3 separate regions of the Mus musculus genome follow, and regions 1 and 3 are each linked to region 2. A link is a loop called in an ENCODE intact Hi-C map of the cell type or tissue named here. Cell type or tissue: heart. All regions are shown on one strand.

Region 1 (5,000 bases), 88 kb after region 2:
GTAGCCTCCAGGGCATATTCTCTTTAGGCTGTAGAGTAAGAGTGGGAAGGAGCTGACGATGGACTTGGCTGACTAATGAGACTACAGCTTACACTAATGAGAAATACAGCTTTCAGAGCTTCTGTCCTACTGTGTTCTGCTATTCTTTATATACTCACTTTTTCACCTATTACAGGAACTTGAAGTGTTTATTGTGTAGGAATTAATTTCATTTTTCTTTGTCTTTAAAGGAAACAACCCCATGAGTATCCCAGCAGGAGGAATAACAACAGATCAACAGCCACCAAACTTGATTTCAGAATCAGCTCTTCCAACTTCCTTGGGGGCTACCAAGTAAGACCAAAGTTTAGGTAACTCCTATCTGAAGCCTGGTCCTCTGAAGGAGAAACAAGCACTCTTAACAGTGGAGCTATCTCTTCAGCCTCTCTTTTTAAAGTGATAAGTGTAAAACAGCCAATGAAACACTTTGAATTTTGGTGGATATACATTACTTGCTTCTCTTAAACTTTTTAAGTCATATGATTGAAGAAGGTGGAGTACATTTGATTCACTTGAGTAGCTGCTTGAAGTATCCTTATTTCTTCTTTAGTCCACTGATGAATGATGGTTCAAACTCTGGTAACATTGGAAGCCTCAGCACGATACCTACAGCAGCGCCTCCTTCCAGCACTGGTGTTCGAAAAGGCTGGCATGAACATGTGACTCAGGACCTACGGAGTCATCTAGTCCATAAACTGTATGTAACCCTTGAGATCCAGAGTCACATTTTGTGGCTGAGGAAACTGTTGAATCTTTGTGGGTGTGTAGATGTTTGATGTTGTTTTTTTATCTGCATGTTGAGCCACATTTTAACAGCTCAGAGCTGTGCAGGGTCCATGCTTGTTTCAGAAAGCCATTCCCACTGCTAAGAGACCTAAGAAGGCTGACTTTCTCGGACTCTGGTCCCCATTGTGTAGTGGCATCAGAGAGCATAGAAATATGACCTGAAGCCATCCTCTTTGGTTTTGAGCTCAACCATGTTCAATGACTTGAAACTAGTTATAGAGCTCCCTAAAAATTGGGGAAATTTTGGTCTGGTAAGTACAGATAGCTTGACAGTTATTTTATGTACAGAAAGGTAATGTTTTCATACTATATGTCCTGAGTTGAAATGAAGTTAATCAACTATTGATTCTTCTTACTTTGATGTTTTTATAATGCATAGTTTCTAAATAGCAATTTGGAATCATACTGTTTCTTAAAATGGCATAGCACATATTTATGTTTGGTATATAGAGTCTGGGTGTGTAGATGCAAGGTTAGTATTGTTTCCCATGTCCATGACAAGAAATGAACAGTGAGATTTGGGCCTCTACAGGTAGCTAGCCATTCCTGGTTTTATTTTTTTAGTTCCCTTGTGCCACCTTGAAAGCAATTTGATAGAATACATTGTTCTTTCAGCGTTCAAGCCATCTTCCCAACTCCAGACCCTGCAGCTCTGAAAGATCGCCGCATGGAGAACCTGGTTGCCTATGCTAAGAAAGTGGAGGGAGACATGTATGAGTCTGCTAATAGCAGGGTATGTTGCTAAGCAGCTGTTGAAGCTATAGGTGGGAAATGGTATTTGTCTAGTTAGTTATCTAGAATTAGGAGAATCTGCATGGTCTAGGAGACTCCTAACTTGAGTACCCTGAACAGAGACATGTCCAAGTAAGAATGAGATTCCTGGACACCTCTCTTGTGAAGCACAAGTGTCATAGTTTAGGAAGGAGTACAGAAGATCTATAAAATCAACGTGTATCTTTGGGACATCTTTTTTCACAGAGCGTGTTCTTTAAGATTCTTGTATTTTTATTTATTTTATTATATGTAAGTACACTGTAGCTGTCTCCAGACACTCCAGAAGAGGGCGTCAGATCTCATTAGGGATGGTTGTAAGCCATCATGTGGTTGCTGGGATTTGAACTCGGGACCTTCAGAAGAGCAGTCAGTGCTCTTAACCACTGAACCATCTCGCCAGCCTGGATTCTTGTATTATTGGTAGTGTCAGTGAATACCAAAGAAAAAGTTCAGTTGTGCAAAAAATAAAAAAAGGCAGTGTTTGTACCTTCAATTTGTTATGTCTAGTAAAGTCACTAGTTCAATAAAGTGAAAACTAAAGGGTATGCTGGTATCACTGGGAATTTAGGTAGAGCAGGGGGGGTGGGATTTTGGTTTATCAGATGTGTCAAACCTCTTTGTCAATGCACTTAAAATGTGCTCAGTGGTATAGTACCTGCTTAGTGCATCATGGCCAAGTTCAGTTCCCAACAGCAAAACGTGAGTGACAAGTGAGTTTTTTAGTTAGAACATGCAAACTAAATGATGGGCTCTCATATTTTTCAGTACCTTAATATTAATTATTATTTCTTTTTAGGATGAATACTATCATTTATTAGCAGAGAAAATCTATAAAATACAAAAAGAACTAGAAGAAAAGCGGAGGTCACGTTTACATAAGCAAGGCATCCTGGGTAACCAGCCAGCTTTACCAGCTTCTGGGGCTCAGCCCCCTGTGATTCCACCAGCCCAGTCTGTAAGACCTCCAAGTAAGAACTGCATTTCTCTCTTCCAGTCCTTAGCTTGTTTGCTTAGTGCTCTTTTAGTCTTTGGAGTATATTTTTAAGACTACAGAGTTCTGTTCTCCAAAATCTGCACTTTGAAAGCTCTTTGTATGATCTTGCCTTATGGGAAGAATCTTTTATTTTTGTTTCTTTTTTGGTGTCTCCCAAGTTTTTCAAGACAGGCTTATTTCTCTGTGCACCCCTGGCTAATCTGGAGCTCACTCTGTAGACCAGGCTAGCTTCAAATTCAGAGATCCTCTGCCGCTGCCGCCGCCCACCTTCCCCTCACCACTGCCCAGCAGAGGGGAGATATCTTAAAAGGGTGTGCTGGCAAGTGTCTTTTAGATTCAATGTGTTTGTGTGTGTGTATGTGTATTTATTTTTAATTACATTTTCCTCCTTATAGATGGGCCCCTGCCTTTGCCAGTGAATCGCATGCAGGTTTCTCAAGGTATTTAACTATTTATTGTCAGTCATATTTTAGTTTAACATTCAGCAGCACCAAACATGTCCTCCCTCCACCTAGCCCCTATTTTCCCTTTTGTATTCTTTCTATTCCTCTTTCTGATGAAAATGTAATCCACCAAATAATGTGAGTCTCTTGTATTAAATTTTGGAAATTATTGCAGAGTTTTTTTTAAAGAGGTCAGAAATAGGATTTTGTACTGACATACAAACCCACCACCAAAACAATGGTGACAAAACAATGGAGATTATGTAAAGGAAACATACTCTAGGAAGGAAAAGGCCTTTCTGAATACTCAGCTGGGGAGTCTGTGAGCCAGTTTGTGGCAGGCACTTGTAGGGGACCAAGAAGATACAGTGCTGCTCCAGGCCATCAGAATTGAAGATGGTGAGTGGGTCTCAACAACAGGAGGCTATGTGTAGAGCTCCATTCTTTTTTTTGTTTTGGTTTTTTGGTTTTTCGAGACAGGGTTTCTCTGTGTAGCCCTGGCTGTCCTGGAACTCACTTTGTAGACCAGGCTGGCCTCGAACTCAGAAATCCACCTGCCTCTGCCTCCTGAGTGCTGGAATCAAAAGGTGTGCGCCACCACACCCGGCTACAGAGCTCCATTCTTGCCTGGAGTAGTGATAGCTGTCTAAACCATAGAAGGCTCAATTCAAGGTTCTGTTGTTATTTGGGCTTCAGGGCTTGGGGCCATTTGTGAGATTTTCAGCTCTTGACACACTAAGACCTGAACTGTAGGGTATTGCTCCAGGTTGTGAAATAAAATGGGAGCATTATCCAGATAGTAAAGAAAGGTGCTTGTATATTCTTGGACCAGGGAGTGGCACCATTTAGAGGTGTGGCCTCGTTGGAATAGGTTTGTCACTGTGGGTATGGGCATATGATCCTCACCCTGGTTGCCTGGAAATCAGTCTTCCACTAGCAGCCTTTGGATAAAGATGTAGAACTCTCAGCTCTGCCTGTGCCATGCCTTGAGCTGGATACTGCCATGCTCCCACCTTGATGATAATGGACTGAACCTCTGAATCTGTAAGCCAGCCCCAATTAAATGTTTTTATAAAACTTGCCTTGGTCGTGGTGTCTGTTCACAACAGTAAAACCCTAACTAAGACAGAAGTTGGTACTGGGAGTGGGGTATTGCTGTGATAGGCCTGACCATGCTTTTCTTTGAAAGAATGTGGATTTTTGGACTTTGGATTTGGAACACAGTAGAATGCTTTATATGTGGCTTAATGGGTCATCCTAGTAGGAATATAGAAGACTTTGTTGCTGGGAGTGATTTGAACTGTGTTGATCTGGCCCAAGAGATTTCAAAGGAGAAGAATTTCATAATGTGGCATAAAGACTGTTTTTGTGGTATTTTGGTGAAGAATGTGGCTACTTTTTGCCCCTGACTGAAAAGTTTGCCTGAGGCTAAGGTGAAGAGACTCAGATTAATTACATTGACAAAGGAAGTTTCAAAAAAGCCCAGCAGAGACTTTGTTCTCTGGTTAAGTCTTATGAAGAGAAGTTTGAACAAGCATAGCAAGCTTAGAAAAGAAAAATATAAAATATATGGTTTGAGTATTAAAGGGGTACCAGGAAGTGAAATTGAGCAAAATCCTATGTTCTAGGAGATAACAGATTAAGAGAGTGGGACCTTGGGGCAAGATCCTACCCAGCTAAATTTAGATCCAGGCATGGTGTTATACACCTTTAATCCCAGGAGACAGGCATGCTGATCTCTGTGTTCAAGGTCCAGGATAGCCAAGCTTAGGCAGTGAAGGATTTGGAAAACATAAAGCCAGTGATAATTTAATAGTACAAGGGGGGTCATGTTCTAGTTCCTGCAAGCGGCAGAACTCGACAGCTTCAGCCATGTGGCTCTGGCTCTAGAGAATGGAAAGAACTACTGGGACAATTGAAGCTGGTTAGCTGGAGCTAAGGAATTAGCAGTGATTAAGAAGAGA
Region 2 (5,000 bases):
TGTAGGATGCTGGTGGGGAGAGAGTGATGGACAGAAGGGAGAGATGAAACAGGTGTGGGAAGCACAAGTTTTGAACAGTTAAGATAAATGTGCATCACTCAATCCTGGCCCAACCACTGTTATATGCATGTGTCTGTCTATTTTATATATGTTCTTAGTGTTTTTCTTGTTCTTTGTATAGGAGCCATTTGTTGCAGGTAGGCCTGCGCCTAGTCCCTTCATGCTATACTAGTGATGTCAAAGTGGTGCCTGCAGTTTACACAAGGTCCTCCGGTCTGTGTGCAGATGGGGAAACTGAGGCGGGAAGGGGCAAAGCAACTTTCTCTAAGATCACCAAGGGAGATCCCCCCCCCAAAAGGTAGTTTTGTGGCTGTGTGCTGAACAACATGAAACACAAGAAAAGTTTATGTAAGAAGTTGCCTCAGTCAAAGGACAGCAGGCACCATGATGGACAACACAGCAGGTGGCTGCGGTGTAAGGTGGAGGAGCTCATTCTTCAGGTAAAGAATGTGGGGGAGACTAGCTGCATCGTGGGTGGATGGGGAGGGAAGGAGGGGTCTGACTCACAGGTTTCTCGCTTAGGAAATAGGGGTGCTGCTGATACCTGGAAGATAAGGACTTCCGAGTCAAGCTGGCAGGTTTTGAGAGAGTGTTAACAGAGATGGGAAAACTTTAGTTTTTGAGGAGGTGTGTGGCACACCCAAGTGAGAGGGTCTCCCTGTGATCCTACATTTTTCTGGGTACCTGCCAAAGCCAGGGTGGTTGTCCGAAGTAAGGAGTACCCTTAGGAGATCGAAGCCCTTGGTCTTGGTACCTGGGCCCATCTCAGATCCAGGAGGTAGAGCTGACAGCCTCTCCCTTCAGGTGACAGCGTTGGACATTGGACCTGGCCCTATCGTTTTTGGGCTTGGGAGTGGGCGCTCAAGAGCCTTGCGGTGCCCTTGCAAACTTGGGAAGCACAAGGAAGGGGTGGACTCTCGGCCTGTCATTTTCTCCCTCAGTGATCTTAGAGAAAGTTGCTTTGCCCCTTCCTGCCTCAGTTTCCCCATCTGCACACAGACCCGAGGACCCTCTGTAACCTGCAGGCGCCACTTCGCCATTACTAGCATAGGGCGCGGGGAAGAGGCGCAGGTTGCGGTGGCGTCTTCTTAGTCCGATGTCACCCTGGAGGCTCGCAAGCAAGGAGCTGCGAAGAGCCAGAGCTGCCGGGGCGGGGCGGGACCGGACGGGCTGGGCCCGGATCAGCGCTGACTCCGAGCCTGGCGGGGGGGGGGGTCTAGGCTCGAGCCCAGGGCGCCCTCCCCGCGCGTGCCGCGTTACTGACAGCGTCAGAACAAAAGTGGCCGTCTGCTCTGCGCACTTGGCGTCCCGCAGGCCGGGCCTAGCACCGCAGCCCGTCGCCTCACGCATCGCCGCCGTGCCTTCGACCCTTCCACCCGAGCGCGCTCGGCTCTTTCCGCCGCGGCCGGCGCAGGTGGAGGGGCGGGGCGGGGGCCGTGCGTGGTGACGCCGCGGGGGGGGTGACGTACAAGCGTGCCCCGCCCCCTCCCCCTCCCCGTTCAGGCTCTGGAAAGAGAAGAAAAAAAACTTTCTTTTTTTTTTTAATTGAGGAATCAACAGCCGCCATCTTGTCGCGGATCCGACCGGGGCTTCGAGCGCGATCTACTCGGCCCCGCCGGTCCCGGGCCCCACAACCGCCCGCGCACCCCGCTCCGCCTGGCCGGCCCGCTCCGCCCGGCCCTCGGCGCCCGCCCCGGCGGCCCCGCTCGCCTCTCGTCTCGGCCTCCCGGAGCCCGGCGGCGGCGGCGGCGGCGGCGGCGGCACGGGGTGGGGGGGCCGCGGCGCGGCGGCGGCCCCGCTCGGCGCATTGTTTTTCCTCACGGCGGCGGCGGGCCGCGGGCGGGCGGCGGAGCCCAAAGCCCCCCGGTCGTCCGGCCGCGGGCGAATTCATTAAGTGGGGCGCGCGGGGGGGGGGGGTGGCGGCGAGGCGGCGGCGGTACCACCATGTTCCCGGGCGCCGCCTGAGCCGCGGGGCCGGGCGCCGTCGCTGCCAGCCGGGCCCGCGGAGGCGGCCGGGCCGCTTGGGTGCCCGGGCCGCGGAGTGTCGCGCTCGGGAGGCGGGCAGGGGATGAGGGGGCCGCGGCCGGCGGCGGCGGCGGCCGGGGGCGGGCGGTGAGCGCTGCGGGGCGCTGTTGCTGAGGCTGAGATTTGGCCGCCGCCTCCCCCACCCGGCCTGCGCCCTCCGCGGCCCGGCCCGCGCTCCTGCGCTCGCTCCTCGCTGGCTCGCCTGCTCGCAGCCGCCGGCCCGACCCCCGTCCGGGCCGCGTCGCGCCGCCCGCGCTCAGGGCTGTTTCCGCGAGCAGGTGAAGATGGCCGAGAACTTGCTGGACGGACCGCCCAACCCCAAACGAGCCAAACTCAGCTCGCCCGGCTTCTCCGCGAATGACAACACAGGTGAGGCTGGGTCTAGGCTCGCTGTCAGAGTTCGGGGCAGGGAGGGGGTTGAGGGTCGCAGTGGCCAGAGACTCTGTCCCGGGCCTTGGGATGCGCTTCCCTGGTCGGGAGGAAAAGTGAAGCGGGGGCGCGGTCTAGTGTCCGCACGCGTGGCCGGCCGGGATGACAGCGGAGGGGACCTTGGAGGTTTGGAGTAAGAGAATGCGACCAGAGGCAATGAGGGCTTTCAGGATCGGACCCCCCACTCTAGGCGGTGCAGTCGCGGACACAGCTGCTGCCTTCTTAGTTGCGACGAGTTGCGACGGAGAAGTTTCTTGGAATGTGTTGCTTGGGAAAACGCTTAGTGGTTATTTAGAAAGTCTTGATTTTTTTTTTTTTTTGATCACCTAGTATTTTTTTTTCTCCAAAACCCCAAACCTCATGTGCGAGTTGTCATCAAAGTTGCTGTGGTGTCTTTCATTTACATACGTAACCTTAAAAAGAAGCTAGCAGGCTTTTAAAAGTCCATTTGGGCTCCAGTCTGCCTTTGAGGTTGGAATGGTTTTACACTGGAGATGAAAAATTAAAAAATTAAGGACTTTGAATCTTTCAGGGAAAGAGAAAAGCAAGATAATCTTAAATCTTTTCCCCAACTCACAAAATAGCTTCCGTGCAAACTTTCTTAGGTGATCGGATCGGGTACCCAAGACTTCCCTGTTCATTCAGTAATTCAGAGTACTTCTGGACAGCTCTGATAACCTTGCCAATTATTCGTATTTCCCCTTTTAAGCTCTCCTTCGAAATATAAACTCGTATGCTGCTGTGAACAATGCCGGCTCAGCGCAGCTAGCACTTTTCCAGTACGTACTTGTAGCGGCATCTGAAAATCAGTTTCTGATGAATGGGTCCAAATCAAATTACATTGCTGCCTGCAGATTGGCGCTAGATACAGATGTTCAAGTTGTGGAACTCTGTGACTTTATACAAGTGTATTTAAAAATATTTCTGCTTTTGAAACAAAACTTAGATTTCACGGCTTCAGTTTGAAGTGCTCCTGAAATCCAGTCATGAAAGGAGAATGTTAATGTAGAAATGAGAGGGGAGTATTCTCCCTCCATCATTTTTCAGGAGATTTTTGTTGACTTAAAATTTGTTGAGTGGTAGAAAGGAGTAAATAAATAATTCACAGGTAGGTAGGGAAAAGTCACTTTTCTTTTTAAATGACAAGTTGTTTGATGTTTATTTTCATAAAAATCTTATTGATGAAAAATGTTGAAACAGTGGTTTAAGCACACTTGTGCAAAGTAGAGCTAGCTCCCTTGCTTTAGTAATGTTGCTGTGCTCGAGCCAGAAGACTGTAATCATGTGAGATGTAGATCATACCAGGCAGGTGTTGTCCTCAAGTTTATCCTCTGACACTGCTAACTGGAAGACTTCAGCTTTGCTGTTACTGAGTGAACTTGAAGATTTTTCTTAGAAGTGGGGCAAATTAATAAGACCACAAAAAGACCTGTAGTATCTTATATATCCAGAGGTTTACAAGATGGAACCCAAAAGAAGATGGCTTTTCCCCTCCCTCCTCCTCCTTTTCTTCTTCTTCTTCCTCCTTTTCTCCCTCCTCCTCCTCTTCTTCCTCCTCCTCTTCTTTCCTCTTCCTCTTCCTCCTCCTCCTTTTTCCTTTTTTTTTTTTTTTTTTTGTGTGTGTGTGTAGCTTCTCTGGATTGTCAGATATTTACTTACTGTGTTGCTGACCAGAGCAGACTTATCCAAAAGAATCTTCTGCACGTGAGCACTTTGTCCCTTTCTCTTTCCACTTTTTGCCCAGGAGACGCAGAAGAGTACTTTCACATTTACAGATATGTGAAACAAGGGGTAGTAGTTTCTAATGATTCTGATTTAGATGATCAAAGAATAAGACGGCATTCATATTGAAAGGGTGTAAGGGTCCACTCAGAAGAAGGAGCCATTTTTGAATACATTAAACAAGATGAAACCTTGTTAAGAGTAACTATTAGTCTACGATCCAGTAACAAGATAGACAGATCTTAAAAATTAAACAAATAAATGGCTGAAGTATTTATGTTAAGTATATTTAAAGCAGTGAAGGCTGGGATAGAGACAGAAGGAAAAATTGAACTTTGTTTTCTTTTTTTTGGTTCCCCCCCCCCCCCCCCCCCACACACACACACACAAGGTTTCTTTGTCCCTGGCTGTCCTGGAACTCACTCTGTAGACCAGGCTGGCCTCAAACTCAGAAATCCCCCTGCCTCTGCCTCCTAGGTACTGGATTAAAGTCGTGTGCACCACTGCCCAGCCTGAACTTTGTTTTCTTGAGGGGTCTTATCTCAGGCCTCCAAGAGAACATTGGGCTGGGGTAGGTGAGGTGTGTGTTCTGAGCACAAGATGAAATTTGAGGGAGGGGATGCAAGGAGAGTGAACAGAGAGCCCTAGACAGTGAGAAACAGTTGCTACTTGAACTAGTGATACAAGCCACATCTTTGGGGACTGAGTTGTGAATCCATCAAGTGCATTTTAGCTGTGTTTCTAGGGATAGCAGTGGGTGGAGA
Region 3 (5,000 bases), 210 kb after region 2:
CCTCCTCTAAGAACAGTGTTGCTTCCATACCAATAGATCCAGATGGTTCTGAGCGACCAAACCTACTCTATCTTGAGATCAGACTCCATCAAAAAAAAAAAAAAAAGCCTAAAAAGTTGGTCTACAGCTAAACCCAAGTTACACCCAAGTATCAGAAAGGACCCCATGACTTGTCCTTGACCCATACCCCAGAGTTACTCCTTAACTACTTCCTAACAACAGCCAATCAAAGGTCAGTCTGATTGTTTCAGATGTTTACTTTCAGACCATTTATGATTGTTCATAGTCTTGTTTCAGAACACCCACCTGTCTGCTTACAATAGTTATTTTATTAGATGCTTGCCAGACTAGACACTCACCACCCCACTTACTCTCACTTCCTATCCCAATGAAGGTGAGAGACCAAATCTTTTGGGTTCAGACTCCATCTTAGAGAACCTGACCTAAGGTTGAACTCAAGTGAACCAACAGGTGGGTCGGTACCTAGCACCAGCTTCCAGGCTACCTCCTAACAAAACCTGCATCCAGTTTCCAGATTATTCCCCAATAAATTTACACCCCCAGGTTACAAGCCTGCCCCTGGTACTTCACTTCCTAACCACAACCAATCAGGAGGAAGACAAAAGTTTATGGTTTGGCTCCCAGCACAGCCAATTATGTTAAAGGCCAAAATGTACCCCACCCCCATCAGATGTGTACGGGGCTAGATACTGCTAGCCTCTATAAATGCTTGCCTAAAACTAGGCTCAGGGATCCACCTTCCTGCCTTGTCAGGGTTGGCAGGAGCCCAAGCTTGAGCTTGAATAAAGAGACCCCAATGCAGTAGCATCGAAATCGGCTCCTTGGTCAATTGAGGCTCATGAATGTTTTTTGGCAGTACAAAGGTTTGGGGCGTCACTAAACCATTGTCCTGCTGCATCAGCAGCAGGGATGGTGGTGAGTAGGCCTAAACTCGAGTTTATAATAAAGAGACCCTAATGTGATTACATTAGGTTGGTCTCTTGGGGCTCGCAAACAGCTACAACTATTCCAGATGGTGCCTAAAGACCTAGGAACCAGACAAAAATTCAGTAACAAGGACATGGCCCTTATCCTCACACTCTGGCTCCTTCCTTTGGTCTTTCCTTTCTTCCCTCTTATCCTCATCCTTACGTTTTCACTCTGCCTTTTAAATGTTTTACTTAGCACACCTTCTTTCCTTATATCTGAACAAGGATGCTCTGATGTAAGCGCTCTCTCCACCGCAGCCCCATTTGTTCCTGATACATCTGCCAGAAGACCTTTTGGACACTGTGGAGTTCTGGGTGCAAGGAACCTTCATCCCTTTCACCCCAGAGCAGATACCATTCTTACATGTAGTGTATGCTACAACAGATTACTCAGCCATAGGAAAAATGAAATATTCACTTATGCAAGCCAAACAATTTTATGATCCTGTTTATATAAACACACAAACTTAGAAGATTACCAAGGGGCTGGGGTGTGGGGAGGGACTAGGGCTGACTGCTAATGAGAACAAGAAGTTTCTATTTGAGACTATAAAGTTTTCTAGAATTTGATATTGATGATAGTTGTAGAGTCTTGTGGATAAGGATCTATTGAAACATATATATATATTTTAAAAGATTTACTTATTATTATATGTAAGTACACTGTAGCTGTCTTCAGACACTCCAGAAGAGGGAGTCAGATCTTGTTACAGATGGTTGTGAGCCACCATGTGGTTGCTGGGATTTGAACTCTGGACCTTCAGAAGAGCAGTCGGGTGCTCTTACCCACTGAGCCATCTCACCAGCCCCGAAACATATTTTAAAAGGATTTCACAATTGTTGGCATTCCTTCTAGGCTCTGCCCAACAGTTACCTGGCAATACCAGGTAGGACTAGCTTGCTATAAAAGGGACTGTTTGGCCAGGCAGTGGTGGCACACTCCTTTAATCCCAGTACTTGGGAGGGAAAGGCAGGTGGATTTCTGAGTTTGAGGCCAGCCTGGTCTACAGAATGAGTTCCAGGACAGCCAGGGCTATACAGAGAAACCCTGTCTCCAAAAACCAAACCAAACCAAACCAAACCAAACCCCTCCTTGATCTCTCTGCCCCTTCTCTCTCTCTGACTCTCTTCTCTCCCTGATCCCTTTATCCCCCCTCTCCCCTCTTTCTCCATGTATTCCTGGCTGGCCTCTCTCCTCGATTCCTTGTTCCTCTCCTCACCTACCCTTTTTCAATTCCCCCTCCCATGCCCCCAAATAAACTCTATTCTATATTATACCTGTTATATTATATACTATACCCGTACCTCAGGGGGAAGGGATGCCTCAGAGTGGGCAGGCCTCAACATACTGCATCCTATAATTTATCCTTGGCTTAAAAAAAAAAAAAAAACCCAAACCACAGCAATATCTTACTTTATATCTCTAAGAATACAAAAGTGTGGTCTTCTTTCCAGATCTACTCCTTCAAATGTTCCCAGTGTTCTGTGACTCATCAAACGCTCAGATCCCAACTGTGTCATCGTACAAGGTCCTCACTCTCTTTACTAGTCATTTTCTTCCTGACTCCTAGATTAGAGTGTTGCCTCTTGCTCTTTTAACATGAGATTAGAAGTCAGCTACTACCTAGGACCTCCGGGTGACGCTGAAACCCATAATATGAGCCCACTGGGGCCTCCCGCCCTTAGGGCTGCACTAGCCAGGCACTAAGCCTGTGCCTGATGCTTTTTCCACACACATACCATGAGGGGATGCCACCACACGGTTTCTCATTTATTTATGCATATGTCTACATGTACATTTACACACCAGAAGGGGGCATCAGATACCCACGGGACTCAGTTAGAGATGGTTGTGAACTGGGAACTGAACTCAGGACCTCTGGACAAGCAGCCACTGCTCTTAATCGCCGAGCCACTCCCCGTTACCACACTTCATTAAACGCGACCATCAGTACCCTCACCCCGAAGCTCCTCAGCACTTAACAGAATTCATGGAGCGAGCGCTATCACCGCGCAGCCAGCAAGACTACACTGCTAGCTCGTGTGACCTCACACTGCCCGGAAACGTTGTAGTTGCTTTGAGAGACCGGAAGCCGACCCTCATCCCGCTTCCCCAACTCGGACCACGTACATAGTCTTGCGCACGCGCAGATCATGCGCCTGCGCACTCGTCATTCTCTGCTCGCAAGCCTCAGGGCGCAAGCGCAGCCCCGCGCGGTTCTCCGTTAAGAAGGTGCGGCTGAAGCGCGGGAGGTAGGAGGAGCTCGGCATCGGCCTAGAGTGTCCCGGTGCGGGGGAGTAGTGGTGGGGGTTGTCACTTCCCGCGGTTTCCCCTCTTCTGCGAGGCCTGAAGCCGTCTGTCTTGTCAGCCTTCCCCGGACGCCCGATCTTGACCGGTCCGCGGTGGAGTGACAGGAGCTGCACCGGGTAGACGGGGGCAGCGCCTGCCGGGAGGGAGGTAGGGACAGCCCAGCGATCAGAACCTTCTGTCTGGTTTTAGGGCCGTCAGGACGTTTCCCAAGGCAGGCCCAGTCCTTTTCCGTGGGTCACCCGTAAGGGTAGGCGGGAGGGTCCACCCTGCCCGAATCCATTCATTCCCTTAATTCCTGCTAGGAGCTGGTAGGCAGGTAGGATGCTGAGGAGGCAGGATTCCCCTACCTGGAAGCTGGCAGCCTGGTGGAATCCGTTATGTCGTTCAGCAGATATTGGTGGAGCACCTCCCAGAGAGGACAGACTTATGACTTGATTGTCAGGAGAGATGTGGGGACTCAACGCTAATGTGTCGTAGAGATTTGCACATCTAGCACAATCAAATTCAGTTTGTTTTTGCCTAACGTTCCAGGTCCCTGAGAACTGAATTGACCTCTCTGTCACTGCAGGCCTCTCCTTGCTACCATTTCTCTTCACTGTCTTCCCCCTGTATCAAACTCTTTGCAGTTTATGAATTCAACAGATCGTTGCCTAGCATTTGTTATAAGTTGGGTACCAGATAGCCCAAAGAAAATACAAGGTAAATAAATGTCTATCTAACTGATATGCTGAACTTCACTAACAGATAATTGAGTGAGTAGAAACATAGGCTCTGATACCCTGGAGCCACACTGCCCTGCTACTTCAGAACGGTTCCTTACACTGCTTGTGGCTGATTCCTCACCATAAGGAAAAGCTGACAGTAGATTGTATTATATAGTATTGCTGTAAGGATTAAATGGGCTAAAGATTTGAAAAGCAATTAGCATAGCATTGGGCATATAAGCTTTCAATGAATGTTATGCCCTGCAAATGATTATAAGCTGTGACAGGTGTCACTGTGGCAACCATGTGTGACAACATGGAGTGAGGTGGGGGAAAGAGCCCATGTGAAGGAGTAGGGGAGACGTCTATAAGATTATTGCACTATGTATTTGGAATGAATAGATTTCTGTCATTGGGTTATATAGGGAGGTGTGAGAGTGTGTGTGTGTGTGTATTCTCATCTGTTAGCCAGATGAGAATGTTGGGTATACTATTTTATCACTGTTGGCTTTCTTGAGACAGGGTCTCTCAGGAGCTTGCAAATTTTCAAGTAGTCTGGCCAACCTTCAAGGTTCAACAATACTCCTGTCTCTATCTCCCCTCCCATCCTCAGCACTGGGGCTACAATAGTGCCTCCACACCTGGTTTTGTTTTTTTTTTAAACATGGGTGCTGGCTATCTAAACTCAGGTTCCTGTCCTTTTCAGTAAGCACACTTACCCTTACTCACCAAGCTGTTTCCCCAGACCCAGATTATTCAGTTTTGATTTTGAACTAGAATATACTGTTTGCCCTAATAAACATTCATGCCTGTAAGAGCCAGCCTTTCTCTGCAGGCAGCTTAGAGAGCTCTTATGGACTCAGAATAGAAAAAAGGTGGCCTTTCTGTCTCCTGAATGTACAAGGATATATATATCCTTTTTCTCCTTATTTCAATCATTTTGCAGCATCTGCTGACTGTCCCATAAGCTGATCAGGTGACAGCTGGAGTCCTGAG

The links. Hi-C counts contacts between places; a loop is a spot of excess contacts. Peaks named below come from ENCODE experiments on the same cell type or tissue, not always from the same donor. Only the 100,000 strongest peaks of a DNase experiment are listed, where the experiment ranks them.
Region 1: a loop joins it to region 2, with 2.3 times the contacts of the local background. A loop is called at or near these places in 8 of 42 quality-filtered maps.
Region 3: a loop joins it to region 2, with 3.0 times the contacts of the local background. A loop is called at or near these places in 2 of 42 quality-filtered maps.

What each region holds. Positions count from the first base shown.
Region 1 is chr16:4,122,203-4,127,202 of GRCm38, reverse strand. Crebbp (CREB binding protein) reads left to right here. Exons shown (of 31, transcript NM_001025432.1): 7 at 231-333; 8 at 590-736; 9 at 1,441-1,558; 10 at 2,396-2,567; 11 at 2,989-3,033. Among named protein-coding and RNA genes, the nearest start is that of Trap1, 47 kb to the right of the region's middle. In heart, a CTCF peak has its summit at 1,884 (motif pointing right); no DNase peak of the experiment used is centred here.
Region 2 is chr16:4,210,593-4,215,592 of GRCm38, reverse strand. It overlaps Crebbp (CREB binding protein), which reads left to right and starts at 2,189. Exons shown (of 31, transcript NM_001025432.1): 1 at 2,189-2,454. The coding sequence starts at 2,370. In heart, a CTCF peak has its summit at 2,202; DNase peaks (open chromatin) are centred at 552, 1,332 and 2,352; H3K4me3 peaks cover 3,403 bases; H3K27ac peaks cover 2,145 bases; H3K27me3 peaks cover 625 bases.
Region 3 is chr16:4,001,974-4,006,973 of GRCm38, reverse strand. It overlaps a transcript of Slx4 not described here. Among named protein-coding and RNA genes, the nearest start is that of Slx4, 2.8 kb to the right of the region's middle. In heart, a CTCF peak has its summit at 2,793 (motif pointing right); a DNase peak (open chromatin) is centred at 3,143; H3K4me3 peaks cover 1,988 bases; H3K27ac peaks cover 1,275 bases.